Linked DNA regions of Homo sapiens: region 2 is linked to region 1. The links are chromatin loops, found by intact Hi-C in ENCODE. Cell type or tissue: IMR-90. All regions are shown on one strand. Each heading gives the region's core, and the rest is flanking DNA. Links, peaks and the distances in the headings are about the cores only.

Evidence for each region. Peaks named below come from ENCODE experiments on the same cell type or tissue, not always from the same donor. Only the 100,000 strongest peaks of a DNase experiment are listed, where the experiment ranks them.
Region 2: a loop joins it to region 1, with 3 times the contacts of the local background. A loop is called at or near these places in 2 of 110 quality-filtered maps.

The regions. Positions count from the first base shown.
Region 1 is chr13:37,599,172-37,607,347 of GRCh38, forward strand. No RefSeq gene overlaps it. Among named protein-coding and RNA genes, the nearest start is that of POSTN, 4.5 kb to the left of the region's middle. In IMR-90, for the core only: a CTCF peak has its summit at 3,814 (motif pointing left); no DNase peak of the experiment used is centred there.
Region 2 is chr13:37,223,301-37,231,476 of GRCh38, forward strand. No RefSeq gene overlaps it. Among named protein-coding and RNA genes, the nearest start is that of CSNK1A1L, 120 kb to the left of the region's middle. In IMR-90, for the core only: no CTCF peak of the experiment used is centred there; DNase peaks (open chromatin) are centred at 2,481 and 3,931; H3K27ac peaks cover 175 bases.

The sequences.
Region 1 (8,176 bases), core at 1,276-6,275:
TATTATTTTTACCAGAAAACAAAGGTAGATGCGAGTCTGACAATCACAAGGGGGTAAAGGCTGTTGATTAAAAACAAACTCTGGATAGATTTAAAACTTGTGTAAGATATGAAATAAGAATTCTAACTTGCTGAAGAACCATGTAGGAGAGTCCATATTTTCCTTGCTATCGTACAAAAAGGAGAGCTACCTCTCATTTCCTTTCTTTTTCAAATATCAAGGAACATATAGAGTTAACATAAATCTACTCTGACAAATTTCTCTAAGGTTTGAAATGAAGCAGAAAGGAAAAACATTTGTGCTTTATTGTTTTTCATGACACACTTTATGTGATGTTGAACATGTCTATGCAGCACATCTACTGATAACCACTGGTGAAAAGCAGCCAATATTGGAAGCAAGTGTTACGAATCTAGAGATAACTAGAACAATTAAATACATATTAGGAAACATGGACATTGCCAAAATGATTCTTCTGATTTTATCAAGAATAACTAAAGCCTTTCAATGTTACACTATGCAATCCCTAGCCAAAGGAATGTGCGTTCTTACTACTCCATGCATATGTCAAATGTTCAGAAAACTTTGGATAAAAGAAATCTGAATATCAGAGGGAAACAATGAGCTGAAATGGTAACCACAATCAGCTTCCTTGAATAAACAAGCTGCACACCATCCTAAAGTGTAATTCCAATCCATTTTGCTACAAGATGCTCCCTCTGTAATGTCATATCCATGTTCTTTTCCCACTGGTGAGGTAGAGAGATTTTGTCAGAATTCTCCTTGTTGTTCTATTGGGAAGGCTTTAGGGGAACTGGACTGAACTAGAGAGGATTCTGAGTATCCTGAGTTATGCTTAAACTCACTATGGGATATTAAAATATTCTACAACTTGCTGCTTAGTTTATTAAGAAAGCACACAGTGAAACCACAAATGCTGAAATATGATCGAGAGGCCATTTCAATATGAAAATCTTGGGATTAAGTTATAGAAAATGAAGGGGCAATTCAAAAGAAGAGCTGGAGAGGAGATAGCATAAAAGTTAAATTATATTCTGACCCTGGTCCTTTGTGGAAGGAAGAGTTTAGTCTATCATTTACATTTCTCTGAATGGAATCATTCTGACTTTATGAAGTCATCTTTTGCTTTATATTATAGCTTTCTATTACTCTTATGTTGTGCAAATGGCAGGTGGTCAGTAACTGCTTATTGATTAGGACGGATAAACTATCAATATTATTAAATTAGCTGTTAGGACATTCCTGGTTAAATGGATATATAAAAGTCTTCAACTCTAGACCAGTTAGACATTATAATATAGATTACACTGCTACTAATGCCACACTTTTCATCTTTAGACTGATGTAACTACTTACAGACCTTTTTGTAATGAAGCTGATATCTGCTCAAATCCAATAGGGTTTGACTGGAGGTGAAGGATGAGGTACTCAGAGAAAGAGATATAGACTTGTGTAATAAGTATCAAGGGTAAAAAAATATATATTTTTAAATACAGTCCGGAATGATAACTGATAGACCTGATTGTGAATACAAGGAGTGAAGGAAGAATCAAAATTTCCTGCCATGTTGCCTGCTTTCTTAATATTGCCTGGAACGAATTAAAATTTTATTGATTATTTTCAAGAACAATTTTAACCTAGTCGTTCTTTGCAACCAGTTTTATGCACTAGTATTAATGGCTTCCATTCATCGTGGCTCTTGCAGTTGTCTAAATTGACAAATAATTACATGAAATGAGTAGTGAAGATGGAAATGCAGTCATATTTCAAAAGATTACTTCTCCCTTCTGACAGGTGAGATTAATTTATGCTTTTTTGTGGAAAGCATGATATATGCTCATACAATTAAAAGAGAGGTCTTAAATCTTTCTTTTCACACTTCAAATAATAGAGACCATAAGTCTATCCATCCTGAGCATTATTTCTGGAACTTGTGTAAGTCCCATGAAAATCAACAAATAGCAGCCCTCAGTATTTAAAGTTAGGATTAGTAATGACATCACGAAAGATCTTGACAATGCAAGCCAGGTGTGCATACAAACTACCTGCAAATTTAGATGTTGGGGAATATCCCAAGAGAAGGAAAAAATTAGGGTAAACATAAAAAGATTATAGCACTGGAACTTAAAAAGCTAAGGCCAGGCCAGAAGTGTGATATTATATGCCTAATAGTGGGAGGAAGTCTCAGCAAGTTTTCGGTAGGATAAGGGAAGGAAACAGTTGTAAGAAAGATAATGGAAGAAAGAGTAGTCCAAGTTTTAGAGAAGATATTGAGAATCTTGCAAGGAACATAATTCTTCCCTTTCTGAGCACTCATCAAGGGTCAAATTTTCTCTCTCTCTTCCCTGCCCCCCACCGTCTCTCTTCACACAGGACCCTTATTCTTCTGCATCAGAAAAAGACAGTGACCCTGGGGTTGTCCATGTAATTTTCCTGGGAGATGGGAGGAAAATTGAAATGATGATAATTAAGTCTGACTTTCAGGGTTGCAAAATGTGACCCAGAAATATAAGTCATTCATGAAAACTAAATGGTTTACTATGTAACTGAAGAAAAATAATGTGACTGAAAGAGAGGATCATTTGTTTCTAGCTGTCGGGATGCTAATGTATTGTCAGTTTGCAAATTATCTAGTGGATCTTTGTAACAAGACTTGTAGCCTCTGGAGACTATGAACTCATTGTAATATCATGCTTACTGCCGCCAGCATGTAACTAACCTTAAACTTGCCCTATACTGTCTAAGATTGGACATAGACTGTGGATTCAACAAACCTGGATACTCAAGCCAAGTGCAGATTTTTTAAAAGTAAAAATTTCCTTGGTTTTGCATGATCCAGAGTAGCTATTTGTGCCAAATTATTTCTAAGCCCCTGCTTTTTAACATATAGGTTACAGGATCGTGAAAACATTTCTTGAGCATCACTTTGCTTTCTTTCTGGCCTATTTGCAATCTACATGTAGTTTGCAACTTACTTGTAAAACATAATAAGGTCTTGAAGTTAGTGCCCCACTTTCCTGGGGGTAGCACTTCCATGTCCAACTATCTTGTCTAGTGAGGTTCCCAGGCTTCCTGGACAGCTAGGTTAACAGCTCTATAAATTGAAGTTCTGGCAAAGACCCAGTGATCTTTGTTTCTTTTGAGCTAGGGAAAATGTTTTCTTAAAATGACTAGGTTAGGCTGAACTAAGCCTACAGGAGCAGGAATTCAAATTAAACAAAAGTTAGATTTCATGGTTTTTTTCCCTTTTTAAACTATGCATACAGCCCAAATAAAATTGAACATCAATGAACAACTTGAAGAGGCCAAAGAAGAAATATATAGGCTCAGATATTTGTGGCTGGACACATTGTATAGTCTACAAGAACTGTAGGCACTCTCACGCCATCCTTTTGACATAATACTTCAACGGATTTCCTCTGTATATTCCATAAATCTTCATCTTCTGGCCAACATTTCTAAAATAATGAAATCATATTCAGAGAAAGAGATGATTAACTGCAGTGCAAAGTAGACATGAGGTGATGTTTCTTTAATGTTAACTCATTTAGCAGCAAGACAAAAGGCTTTCTGAAATAAATGCGAGTAGTATGCCATCTTTCCGGTATAACTTTAAGCTCTCACATCATTTAAAAGCCTATCAAGTGTCAGGTCCACTCTCATATTAAATAGTCAATCCTTGTAACTATTTAATCCTAATTGAACTGGGTACTTTTGCAATTTTAAAACTGGGTGCTTATTAACAGTATCTTTATTAGCAGTATTTACTTGCATTTCTCTGGAGACATCTAGTGGAGAAAGTATAGTATACAATGTTTCTAGAAGCACAGATACCATATTTTGATTAAATTAATAATCAATATAAAACTTACATAAAAATCTTAGGCATTTTACCTGTGTTTCAAAATGCCAGTCAACTGAAGATTCATGATGCACTCTTACATAAAATATTCTACAGCCAATACATATTGGCCACAATAAGCGATGCCAAATCTGGATAAAAGTTGAAAAATCTAGTCCCGTTTTTTTGTGTATGTGGCCGAGACATAAATAGCTTCATTTTTTTTTAATCTGGGTTTCTGTGGTTTTTTTCTACACTGACATAAAAGAGTGACATGTGGTTAGAAATTATGACTGAATTTTTCTACTTCAAACAAATGATTGGAAATAATCACTTCTGCAGTCTGATTTCATTCTTTGGTTCCTTCTCACATTTATACACCCCTTACTTCTGACCCCCTGATACTGTTGACATGGCTTGCATCTTCTCTCTCATTTGGTTCTGGATGATTTTGTTTGAGATGTAATTAAGACCCTACTCATCATCTGTCTCCTGCCCACAAATAACTTTTAATATTCTTCCAGATTAGACTGTAAGATGAAGGGATGGATAATTGCTGCAATTAAAAGAACTCTGTAGCCATCTATCTTTCATAGTGCTAAAATTTCAACATCCCATCTGGAGCATTTGGTCTGCTGAAAGAATGGACTAAATTATGGTAACTCCATAATTTGTAATCAACCATTTATCACTTTCCTTGGATCCTTTCCCTCTGAAATAGAAATACTCTCAGGTCCCATGCTTAGACCTGCATTTCTCCACTGATATATCCTCTCTGCTGATTTGTCTATGTCCGACACTGTCCTCAAAATCCCTTTGTCTATTTCCAGTGTTTTTAGTACAGGGTCTATATATGCTTCCTCTCTACGTCTGAAAAGCTTTTCAGATTTCTTCCTAGGAAAAGTGCCAACCAAAGTTGAGTTATTCCTCATTTTTCAATCATAATCTTCCAGCTATTCTCAGACACATTGAATATATTTTGATCTAAAATAACTTTTGTTGCTTCACTTCACCAGATAATGATATTATGTGATGAATTTCCAATTGCAGAAATCGAATAGTTACAAAATTTCTTCTTCTTGTTATCCCCATATTTCTTCTTCTTGTTCTCTCCATATATCATGAGGGTTTCTGCTTTCCTCTCTAAGAGGCATGCATCTGATGAAGGTTTTTATTCACTTCTGTTGTCCTATATGCAAAACAATCTTGGGATACTCTGTTAGTGCTGTGGGGAAAAATGGAAAAGACCTGCTCTTCTTTTTATGCTAACAAATGTGCAACACTCTTTATATCTTTATTATTGTTCCCAAGGACACATACTTGTAGAGAAAGTGGAATTAGATAAGTTAAAGTGGAATTATATGAGTTACAGGATTTCAGGCCATGTGGGACCTGAACAGGGGTTTGGATGTCATAGCTTCTCAGTACATAATGAACAACAAAAAGAGTGATATCATTAGAGAAAGTTAAAGGGTAGAGGTTGGGGTGGCGGGTGGAAAAGAAACTATTTCATTGGACACAGAAACTAATTCTTTGTTTCTTTTTCAGAAAAAAAGGTCTGTGGTAATGATGGAAGCTTTGGGCTTTAAATGGAAAAAGAATCTTTGATTTTTCCAGTCTGCTTTTAGGTTTCATAGGAACACATGCACCCAGAAGTGCATTTTTACCTTTAGCAAATTATTTTCACTTTAAGTAAAACAAACACAAGTATGCAGGCGTTAGGTGAATAAAAACAAGAGCAGCATATTCATTATAATGGCTTAAATGCATACTAGCACTGTTTGAAATTCATATACAAAGTACAGTGTGCGAAGGAAATCATTTGCTTGGATGTGAGTTGATAGTTCCGCTAAAATGAGAAACTGACTTCATATCCAAACAGTATAAAACCATAGAGGTGGTGAATTAATAATTCTTCAGCAAGATAGATTATTTGGGGAACCTCAATTTAGAAACAGATTTGTCAATTTTTCAGTTGCATTTAAACATCTATCAAGATGTGTTTTCACCATGTGGCAGATAATCTTTTATAGTTTTTTTTTCCTCTACCCTTACAAGATTATTACACAGGGGATAATTGAGATGAATAAATCATTTGCCCAAGTTGACCCACATTTTACACATGTCAGCTTTGACAAAGCAGAAAGGAAGGTAGGGAAACTCAGTTAATTTCCCTGGATGTTCCAGTTATCTATTGCTACCTGATACATCACTCCAAACTTAGTGCCATAAAGTAGCAACCAACTTGATACGCTTCAAGTATCAGTTGATCAAAGATTCAGATAGTGCCGAATGGGAATAACTTGCAAGTTAGCCATACCATTCCACGATGTCTGTGGCTTAAGCTGGGAAGACTGGAATAGCTGGGGTGATTTCAATAACTGCCAGTGGTCAATTAGGACCCCTTGCAGTGCAAGATCCACTGCCAAGATGGCTTATTCAGTCACGTGTCCCCAGATTGACAAGGATGTTTGAAAGGCTGAGCTCTACTGGGATTCTCAGCCAGAGCACCTACATGTGGCTTCTTCAACACAGTGGCCTCAGAGGAGTTAGACATATGACAGCTCAGTGATCCAGCAAACAAAGCAGAATATGCATGGTCTTTTATGAGCTGATGTCAGAGTACCCACGGCCATCATCTTCTGCCACATATGCTAATGGTTGAAGCCACCAAAAATGAACGCAAAAAGGTGAAGAGAGCATATAGACTCTCACTTGATGACAGGAGACTCAAAATATTTGTGTCCCATACACCCTCCCAAGACTAAACCAGGAAGAAGTCGAATCCCTGAATAGACCAATCATAAGTTCTGAAATTGAGGCAGTAATTAATAGCCTAACAATCAAATAAAGCCCAGGACCAGGCGGATTCACAGCCTAATTCTACCAGAGGTACAAAGAAGAGCTGGTACCATTCCTTCTGAAACTATTCCAAGCAATAGAAAAAGAGGGCCTCCTCCCTAACCATTTTATGAGACCAGCATCATCCTGATACCAAAACTTGGCAGAAACGCAACAAAAAAAGAAAATTTCAGGAGTATCCCTGATGATCGATGTGAAAATCCTCAATAAAATACCGGCAAACCGAATCCAGCAGCACATTAAAAAGCTTATCCATTATGACCAAGTTGGCTTCACCCCTTGGGTGTAAGGCTGGTTCAAAATATGCAAATCAATAAATGTAATCCATCACATAAACAGAACCAATGACAAAAACCACATGATTATCTCAATAGATGCAGAAGAGGCCTTCGATAAAATTCAACACCTCTTCATTCTAAAAACACTCAATAAACTAGGTATTGATGGGACATATCTCAAAATAATGAGAGCTGTTTATGACAAACCCACAGCCAATATCATATTGAATGGGCAAAAGTTGGAAGCATTCCCTTTGAAAACAGGCACAAGACAAGGATACCCTCTCTCTTCACTCCTATTCAACATAGTATTGGAAGTTGTGGCCAGGACAATGAGGCAAGAGAAAGAAATAAAGGTATTCAAATAGGAAGAGAGGAAGTCAAATTATCTCTATTTGCAGGTGACATGACTGTATATTTAGAAAACCCCATCGTCTCAGCCCAAAAACTCCTCAAGCTGATAAGCAACTTCAGCAAAGTCTCAGGATACAAAATCAATGTGAAAAAATCACAAGCATTTCTATACACCAATAATAGACAAACAGAGAGCCAAATCATGAACAAACTCCCATTCACAATTGCTACAAACAGAATAAAATACCCAGGAATACAACTTACAAGGAATGTGAAGGACCTCTTCAAGGAGAACTACGAAACACTGCTCAAGGAAATAAGAGAGGACACAAACAAATTGAAAAACATTCCATGCTCATGGATAGGAAGAATCAATATTGTGAATATGGCCATACCGCCCAAAGTAATTTCTAGATTCAATGCTATCTCCATCAAGCTACCATTGACTTTCTTCACAGAATTAGAAAGAAACTACCTTAAATTTCATATGGAACCAAAAAAGAGCCTGTATAGCCAAGACAATCCTAAGCAAAAAAGAACAAAGCTGGAAGCATCACGCTACCTGACTTCAAACTATACTACAAGGCTACAGTAACCAAAACAGCATAGCAATTGTACCAAAACAGACATATAGACCAATGGAACAGAACAGAGACCTCAGAAATAACAGCACACATTTACATCCACCTGATCTTTGACAAACCTGACAAAAACAAGCAATGGGGAAAGGATTCCCTATTTAATAAATGGTGTTGGGAAAAACTGGCTAGCCATATGCAGAAAACAGAAACTGGAACCTTCCTTACACCTTATACAAAAA
Region 2 (8,176 bases), core at 1,095-6,094, 380 kb before region 1:
GAGCTTTCCCCTTAGCCCACTGAAAAATATACTCACAAAAGGCAGATAAATTGGAGAAAAGGCATATAAATTTATTTAACATGTATGCATGGGGAGAATGACAGAATGATTGCTTACCCCTCAACAAGATGAAAGAAGCATATATATCACCCTGGCAAAACAAGGGGGAGAACTGTCTGTTGAGGGACAATATTGTCTGTTGATGGAAAATAAAGGAATACTAGAGAGAATGAATGGATCCAGGAACAGATATTAACTTGTAAAGGGTCTATTCAGATGTGGCTACATTTTTGGTATTACAGGGAGGGGAAGAGGAAACAATTTTTTTGAGGTGGGTCTGGATCTCAGGCAGATAAAGGTTTTGGGAGAGACAGTACTAGGGAGAAGGTTAGAGAGACCTTGAGGCTTCTTCAGTTTAAGCATGTCAATGTGCCATATTTAGGAGTATCAGCTTCTGAGCCCCAGCAACATATATAAATGAATACATTGTTGCTATTGTTGTTTTGAACAAATTGTTATCTGTTAGACAATTGAGTAAGAAAAAAGAGGAATTTTAATTTTACCTTCATTTATGTTTTTTTCTCCAACGCTCTTCTTTTCTTTACATAGGTTCAAGTTTCTGACCTATGTTATTTTCCTTCTCTCTGAAAGACTTCTTTTAGCATTTCTTGCAAGGCAAGTCTACTGGCGACAAATTTCCTCAATTTTTTGTTTGAGAAAGTTTTTATTTCTCTTCCACTTTTGAAGGATATTTTTACAGGGTACAGAATTCTAGTTTGGTGTTCTATTTCTCTCAACACTGTAAACATGTCACTCCACTCTTTTCTTGCATGAGTACTAAGGGAGAAGTCAGATATAATTTTTTGTTCTTTGCTAGGAAAGATATATATATTTTTCTTCTGGATTCTTTCAAGGTTTTTTTTCTTTATCTTTGATTTTCTGTAGTTTAAAAATAATATTCCTAGGTGTATATTTTTTGCGGGGGTGGAGGTCATTTACTCTGCTTGGTGTTCTCTCAACTTCCTGGATCTGTGTTTTGATGTCTGACATTAATTTGGCAGAAATTCCCAGTCATTATTACTTCAGATATTTCTTGGGTCTCTTTCTCTATTTATTCTCCCTCTGATATTCCCATTACACATATGTTATGCCTTTTTTAGTTGTCCCACCATTCTTGTATAGTCCATTGCTTTTCCCCTGTATTTAAAAAGATTTATTTTCTTTTCAGTTTTAAGATTTCTATCGATTTATCCTCAAGCTCAGGATTCTCAACAATCACTAGTTTACTAATAAGCCCACCAAAAGCACTCTTCATTTCCTTTACAGTATTTTTTACTTCTAACATTTTTGTACATTATTAGAATTTCTATCTCTCTGCATACATTGCCCATCTTTTCTTGCATGCTGTGTACTTTATCCATTAGAGCTCTTAGCATACTAATAATAGTTGTTTCAAATTCTCCATTTGATAATTTCCACCATATCTGAGTTCCGATGCTTTTTCTGTTTCTTCATGCTGTGGTTTTTGCCTTTTAGTATGTCCCGTAATTTTTTTCTTCATAGCAGGACCTGGTATACTGGGTAAAAGTAACTGCTGTGAGCATGTCTTTAGTAATGTGGCAGTGAGGTGTTTGCGAGTTGGTGGACTGGAAGCATTCTATGGCTCTATGATTATGTCTCTGTCTTTCAGAGAGCATGTGCCTTTGGACTATGAAGTTCACATGTGCCTCTCAGTTACCCCTTCCCCCTTAGGTGGGACAGGATGGCTAAAATGAGCTGGAGTTGGCTATTTCCCTATGCCCAGGTCAGTCAGGCTCTGATAAAACCCCAGGAGGTTAGACTCCGGTTAAAAAGTTTCTCTTGAGGGTATACCTTGTTAGGAATAGCAGAATGCTGATGTTAAATGATGAGTTAATGGGTGCAGCACACCAACATGGCACACGTATACATATGTAACAAACCTGCACGTTGTGCACATGTACCCTAAAACTTAAAGTATATATTAAAAAAAGAATAGCAGAATGTTCTGGTATATTTCAAAATGGTTTCTTTCCCTTCCTCTGGCTAGAAGCATGAGGGAACTTTTCTCCAATATTCACTGTGAGAACCAAGTGAAGCTCCTGGAGGTAAAAAGTCACAAAAATGTGGGGCCTCCATCTCATTGGATCTCCTGGAGCTTTTTAACTCTCAGACTTGTCCATGCAGTGCCTTTAGCAATTTGTCAGTAACAGTTCAGATATTCCTACCCTGGGATCATTTCCCATGAAGGTTTCATCTTGTGGGTTTCTGTTCTGGCAAGTTGTGATTCGCTGAATTAAGTCTGTTGGTTTCTCCAGTTGAAGGGAAGCAGTTTGTTCTGTGACCTCAGTTGTCTTGTGGATCTAAGAAGAGTTGTTTTTCAGTTTATTCATCTTTTTGCTTGTTGAAAGAATGGAGTGGTGACATTCAAGCTTCTTACAAGCCTGACCAGAAGCTGGAAGTGAATTTATTTTCAAAATTTAGTCATCTTGCTGAAGTTTTCATTCTAATGTTTGGCATTTCAAATAATACTCTCTTAGTTTCTATAAATGTGGAGAGATAGTAGCCTATGACTCAGAGGTCTGTGAGAATTTGGAAGGAAAAAGCCAGTAAAGTTTTTTTTGGAATGGATTAACTTTGTCCACAGAAGTAGTGGCAGCTCTCTTAGCAGGCTAATTTTGTGATGTGATTCTGGGAGTTATTTCTAAGATGCAGGGCTGTAATGATTCTGCTTCTTGCATCATGGAAGAAGAGATCAAAAAGGCATTAGGATGTTGACTGTAGTGATTTATCCCGATTATCAGTATGATATAGGACTGCTGCTTCTTAATGTGGATTGCTAGGGATGTGCCTAAAACCCAGAAGATCTGTAGAGTTACTAGTGTGTGCTGCCATGTCCAGTTATAAAAGCAAATGAGCAATTATTAGGCAGGATTACCAAAAATTAATAGCCCTCAGAAAAAAAAGTTTGCATCACCTCATAAGTAAGGAATACTGGCTGACTACAGTTCCTCAGGTTTTAGAATGGCTTTCTATAATTAGATTTTTAAAAATATCATGTGAGAGGGTATTCATATTAATAAATGGATCTAGTACATTAAATATTAATTATATTACATGACTTATTTGGTTTTGCTTTTTTGACCTTATTTCATTTTATAATCAATAACCTTATTTCATTTTCTTGTTCCTATTGTATTTTCCTTTCTTTTTCTCCTTTCCAAACGTCTATTTGCTTCATTAAGTGTTCTTTATTTTCCCTATATCTTTACTAAGTTTTGAAATTGCTAATTCCATTTCTTTTTTAAAGTGGTTGCCTAGAACATTTTAGTGTATGTAGTTGACTTTACATATTTTTATGGTTTTACCTAATAGGACAAGGACTTTAGCATGCACTTAGTTTTTCCAGGCTTCACATTTTGTGGTATTTTTGTATAGTATTTTAGTTCCAAAATGTTAAAAGAAGTATCAGTTTTCTTGGGTTTTAATTTTAAAATCCAGTTTGTGATTCTTTTTTTTTTTTTTGAGACAGTCTTGCTCTGTGCCCAGACTGGAGTGCAGTGGCGTGATCTCAGTTCACTGCAACCTCCGCCTCCCAGGTTCAAGCAATTCTCCTGCCTTAGCCTCCTGAGTAGCTGGGATTACGGGTGTGTGCCACCGTACCCTGCTAATTTTTTGTATTTTTAGTAGAGACAGGGTTTACCATGTTGGCCAGGCTGGTCTCAAACTTCTGACCTCAGGTGATCCACCCACCTTGTCCTCCCAAAGTGCTGAGATTACACGCCTGAGCCACGGCACCCAGCCCAGTTTGTGATTCTTTACATTCCTCTTCTCTCTGTCATGGTGATCATAGAACTATATGTTGAGATGAATTCTGCATCAGCCTGGATTCCTATAAGATTATTATGAGCAGTTTCCCTTACTGACTCATACTGAAAGGATAATGTTGGTAAGAGACAAATTTTTATTTGGTTACCTCTTGAGATTTGGGGGCTGTTTATTATTGCGTATAACCTTGTCTATCCATCTGATACTGAAATTAATTACAGAGAGTGTGCTGTTACTGAATCAAAAACTTAAATAAGGCGACATTGTCATAGTAGTTATTGGGTGGCAAAGAAACTGTTATTGGAGGCTGGAAAGACAGTAATCTATATTTTGATGATGTGGAACATTTGACAAAACTGTACTTTGGTAATTGTAGCTCTAGGAAAAGAGGGAGAAAAATGTAGTGTTGGTTCTTTGTGTTGATTGATATTGGCTGCTTTTTCAAGAAATGAGATGTGTTAAAAAATGAATCAGCTAATATATGAGCAGAAGTGAAGGGGGATTGAGAGTCCGTAAATTCATGGATTGTTTTTGAATTTTATATAAATGAAATTATACAATGTGTATTTTGTGTCTGGCTTCCTTTGTTCAGCATTATGTTTGAGATTCATTCATCTTGTTCTGTGTAACTGCATTTATTTAGTTTTACTAAAATATATTATTTAATTATATGAATATATCTCAATGTTTTATCCACTCTACTGTCAATGGATATTTATGTTGTTTTTTAGTTTTGACTACTGTAAATAATGTCATTGAGAACCTTTTTGTACATGTCCCATCTATGGGACAGTTATCTAGGAATAGAATTACTGGGTCATAGAATGTGTGCATTGTCAATGCCAATCTATTTTCCAAAATGTTTGTATCAGTTCATACTTCCATTGGCATTGTATGTAAGTTCTTCTTACTTCACATCTTTGTCAACATTTACTCTTATCAGCCTTTTAAATATTTTTCCATTTAGTGGATGTGTGATGGCTTAGTTTGAATTTTCTTGATTAATAATAAAGTTGAATACCTCTTCCCATGTTTATTGGCCTTGAATTATGTCTGCTGTGAAGTACCTGCTCAAGACTTTTGTTTTCTAGAGTCTTCTTGCATTCCTTGGCTTGTGGTCTCACATTATTTTGGCCTCTGCTTCTGTCATCGTATCTCTGAAACTGACCTTCCTGTGTCCCTCTTATAAAGCCCCTTGTAATAACAACATTGGCCCACCTGGATAATTCAGGATAATCTACCCATCTCAAGATGTTTAACTTAATTACATTGGTGAAGTTTCTTTTGCTATAGAAGGTAGAATAGTCACAGATTCTGGGGATATGAACATCTTTGGGGGGCACTATTCAGCTATATCCTTTGTGGCTTATTCACCTTGCTATGTGCTCAAGAAAGCTAGACTCCTGCCAATAATAGTGAATAAAATTAAAAGTCCATTGTCAATAATTAAAATTTTTTTTTCTGTATTATTGTTAAAACTAACATTTGCTTAAATTGTAGTGCCAAAATATTTTTAATATCTCTCTGAACAATGATGAGTGAGTGATCTTAATTTCTGGACCATCTAGGTCAATAATATTTAAATGGTAATAGAAATTTTAGTCTGTTTGGAATAATGTGTACTTTTATAGGCTTCTGTTCATTGTTCAAAATGTTCTTGGTGTGGTGCCATTATAATAGTCATTATAATTATTTCCTGGGACCTTTAGTACTTTTGTGTCTAAATGTAAAAGAAAGTGATTGACTGCAAATAAATGAGGCTCCACAGTATTATCAATCAATTTTGTCCTTTCATTCGAGCTTCAAAACACTACTGCATTTCACATGCTTCCTAATGGCAAAAAAGAGAACTCTCACCTTTTTGGATTAGGAGTATGTCTTAATTCATTCGGGCTGCTGTAATAAAATACCTTAGATTTGGTAAAAAAAAAATGGAAATTTACTTCTCACAGTTCTTAAGGGTGTAAAGTCCAAGATGAAGATGCCAGCAGATTTGGTGTCTGGTGAAGGCTTGCTCTTTGCTTCAAAATGGCACCTCGTTGCTATGTCTTGACATGGCAGAAGGGAGGAACAGTCTCCCTCAAGCCTTTTTATTAGGGTACTAATGGGAACTCATGAATGTGGAACTTTCAGGATCTGATCACTTCCTAAAGGCCTCAGCTCTTAATACCATCCCTTTAGGGGTTAGATTTTAACATATGAATTTTGAAGGAACACAAACATTCAGACCATAGTAGGGGACAGTGATATTATACAGAACTATTTATAATTTATATTACTAACTTATGACCTTTCGCTTAGATATTTGAATATAATTGAAGCTCTAGGAGGATAAACTGCACGTAAATTATCTTTTTGTACCACTTGACATGCCACTGAGCCCCTCATGGTCCTTTTACTTGAGATTTGAAGAGGAGACCTGGAAAAAGCATGGGATTTGAATTCAGAAGACCTGAATGCTACTAAATACCAGCTGTATAATCTTGGGCAAGCCATTTAACCTCATCTGTTAAGTGGGAATGTAGTAACACTTACTTCACAGAGTTCTAGACAATGGATATGAAGAAGCTACTCTGTAACTGCAGTGGCTCTAGGTTTTGTTTACTCAATTTTGTTCCTGAGATTGGAGTCTGATTATGAAGAACCTTTCTAGATTCAATAGATGGATTGGCTTAACATAAAAGGGGAGTTTATTGGCTCATATGGCATCACTAAAAATTCCAGAAGAGCATATGCTTCAGGAACAGTTTGATCAAGGAGCTGACATGTTATCAGCAGCTGTCTATCTTCTGCATAGCGTTTTCATTCTACCTTCATATGGTGTCAGTATGACTTTCAGCAACTTTAGACCTGTAGTCACCTATGTTTACTCCAAAGAAAAAGAGAGTATCTCTTTCAGGTAGTTTCTGTACAAACCCTAGGATTTACTCTAAATTGGACCAATTTGGATGACATATCCATGCCTGTCTTTGACATGTCCTGACCTGATCATGAGGCTAAAGGGACTGCCCCAACTTGAATCACATGATTCATCCCCAGAGCCTGGGTGAGACCCTTGAACCACAAGTAACAGAAGTGGCAAAGGATTTGGGATATTATAAGCTAAAGAAGTGGGCTGGGCTCTGGATGATACATACTGTCCATTCTAGGGTCACTTATGTTTTTGAGAAGATGTCATTTTATCCTTAGTTTCCCCTACTCAATAGAGATAGCTTTTATGGAAGAAACTTTGTCCTTTTGTTTTAAAATAATCTTCTCCCTCCCTTTGTTTATCTGAAGCTCATAATTATAACATGGTGTATGTCTTTCCTTTCTTTCTGGCAAATTTTTTTTCTCCATCTGTTTTTTATTGAATGATGTATGGGAAAGCCACATTTTCCTAGCTAGGAAAGCTTGGTAAGCTATTCTCAATGTCTCTATGCATTCTGTTTAACACATTCTTATTTTTAGCTTTCTGGGAAGATTTATACATGTGATTGTAGCCAGTATTAGCTTTTTAAACTCTTTCTTAGAAAATTTAAAGCTGCATTTATCCCTGAATACTTTTCCATGGCTACTTAGGATATTGTTCTAAATATGTAAAATTTTAGCTCATGTAGATGTGGTTTTAAACATTTTATGGACATTAACATGGGTGCATATGTATTTTTCTCTAGCTAAATTCATTTATATTTACTTATTTTGATACTAATATTAAATGCAGATAAAGAAAACTTAAATAACATGTTTTCTTTCCTGAATAAGGCTGAAAACCTATCACAGATAACCTCTTAGGTTTTGAAGTATCAGGACTACCAGAGAAAAAGAAAAAACATTCACTTTTAAAGCTTATACTTTAAAAGTATTATATGGCATACCATCATACTCTACAGTTTCAAGTGATAAAGCTGAATAATTCAATTTTAGAAGGAAGCACTGGAATCTTTAATCTTTATCACAGTTCATTGTTACTCTTTGTAAACTTCACCTGGAAGAGAATAAGATAATCAGATTGTCACTGGTGTACAGTTTTTCTGTTACATTTTAAAATCCTTATAGAAGAAAGTTTTGGCATTTTGTTTTTGGATAGTTTTGTATTTTGATTTGGTAGTCTCAGTAATTAATGCTTTTGTGATTACGTTAAGTATTTGTGACTAAACGCATGAATAGCTCAACTGACCAAAATCATTTCCTTTTTAATAAAAATGTAATCTTTTTTTCTTTTTTAGTTCATTGAGTTGCTTTCACTCAGTTGTCTTTTCAAGATCCAAAGTTAATAAAGAAGATCCTTTGGTTCACTTTGCTTTTGCTACCCTATGCTTGAAAACAGTAATAATTGGGTGGCGTCTTC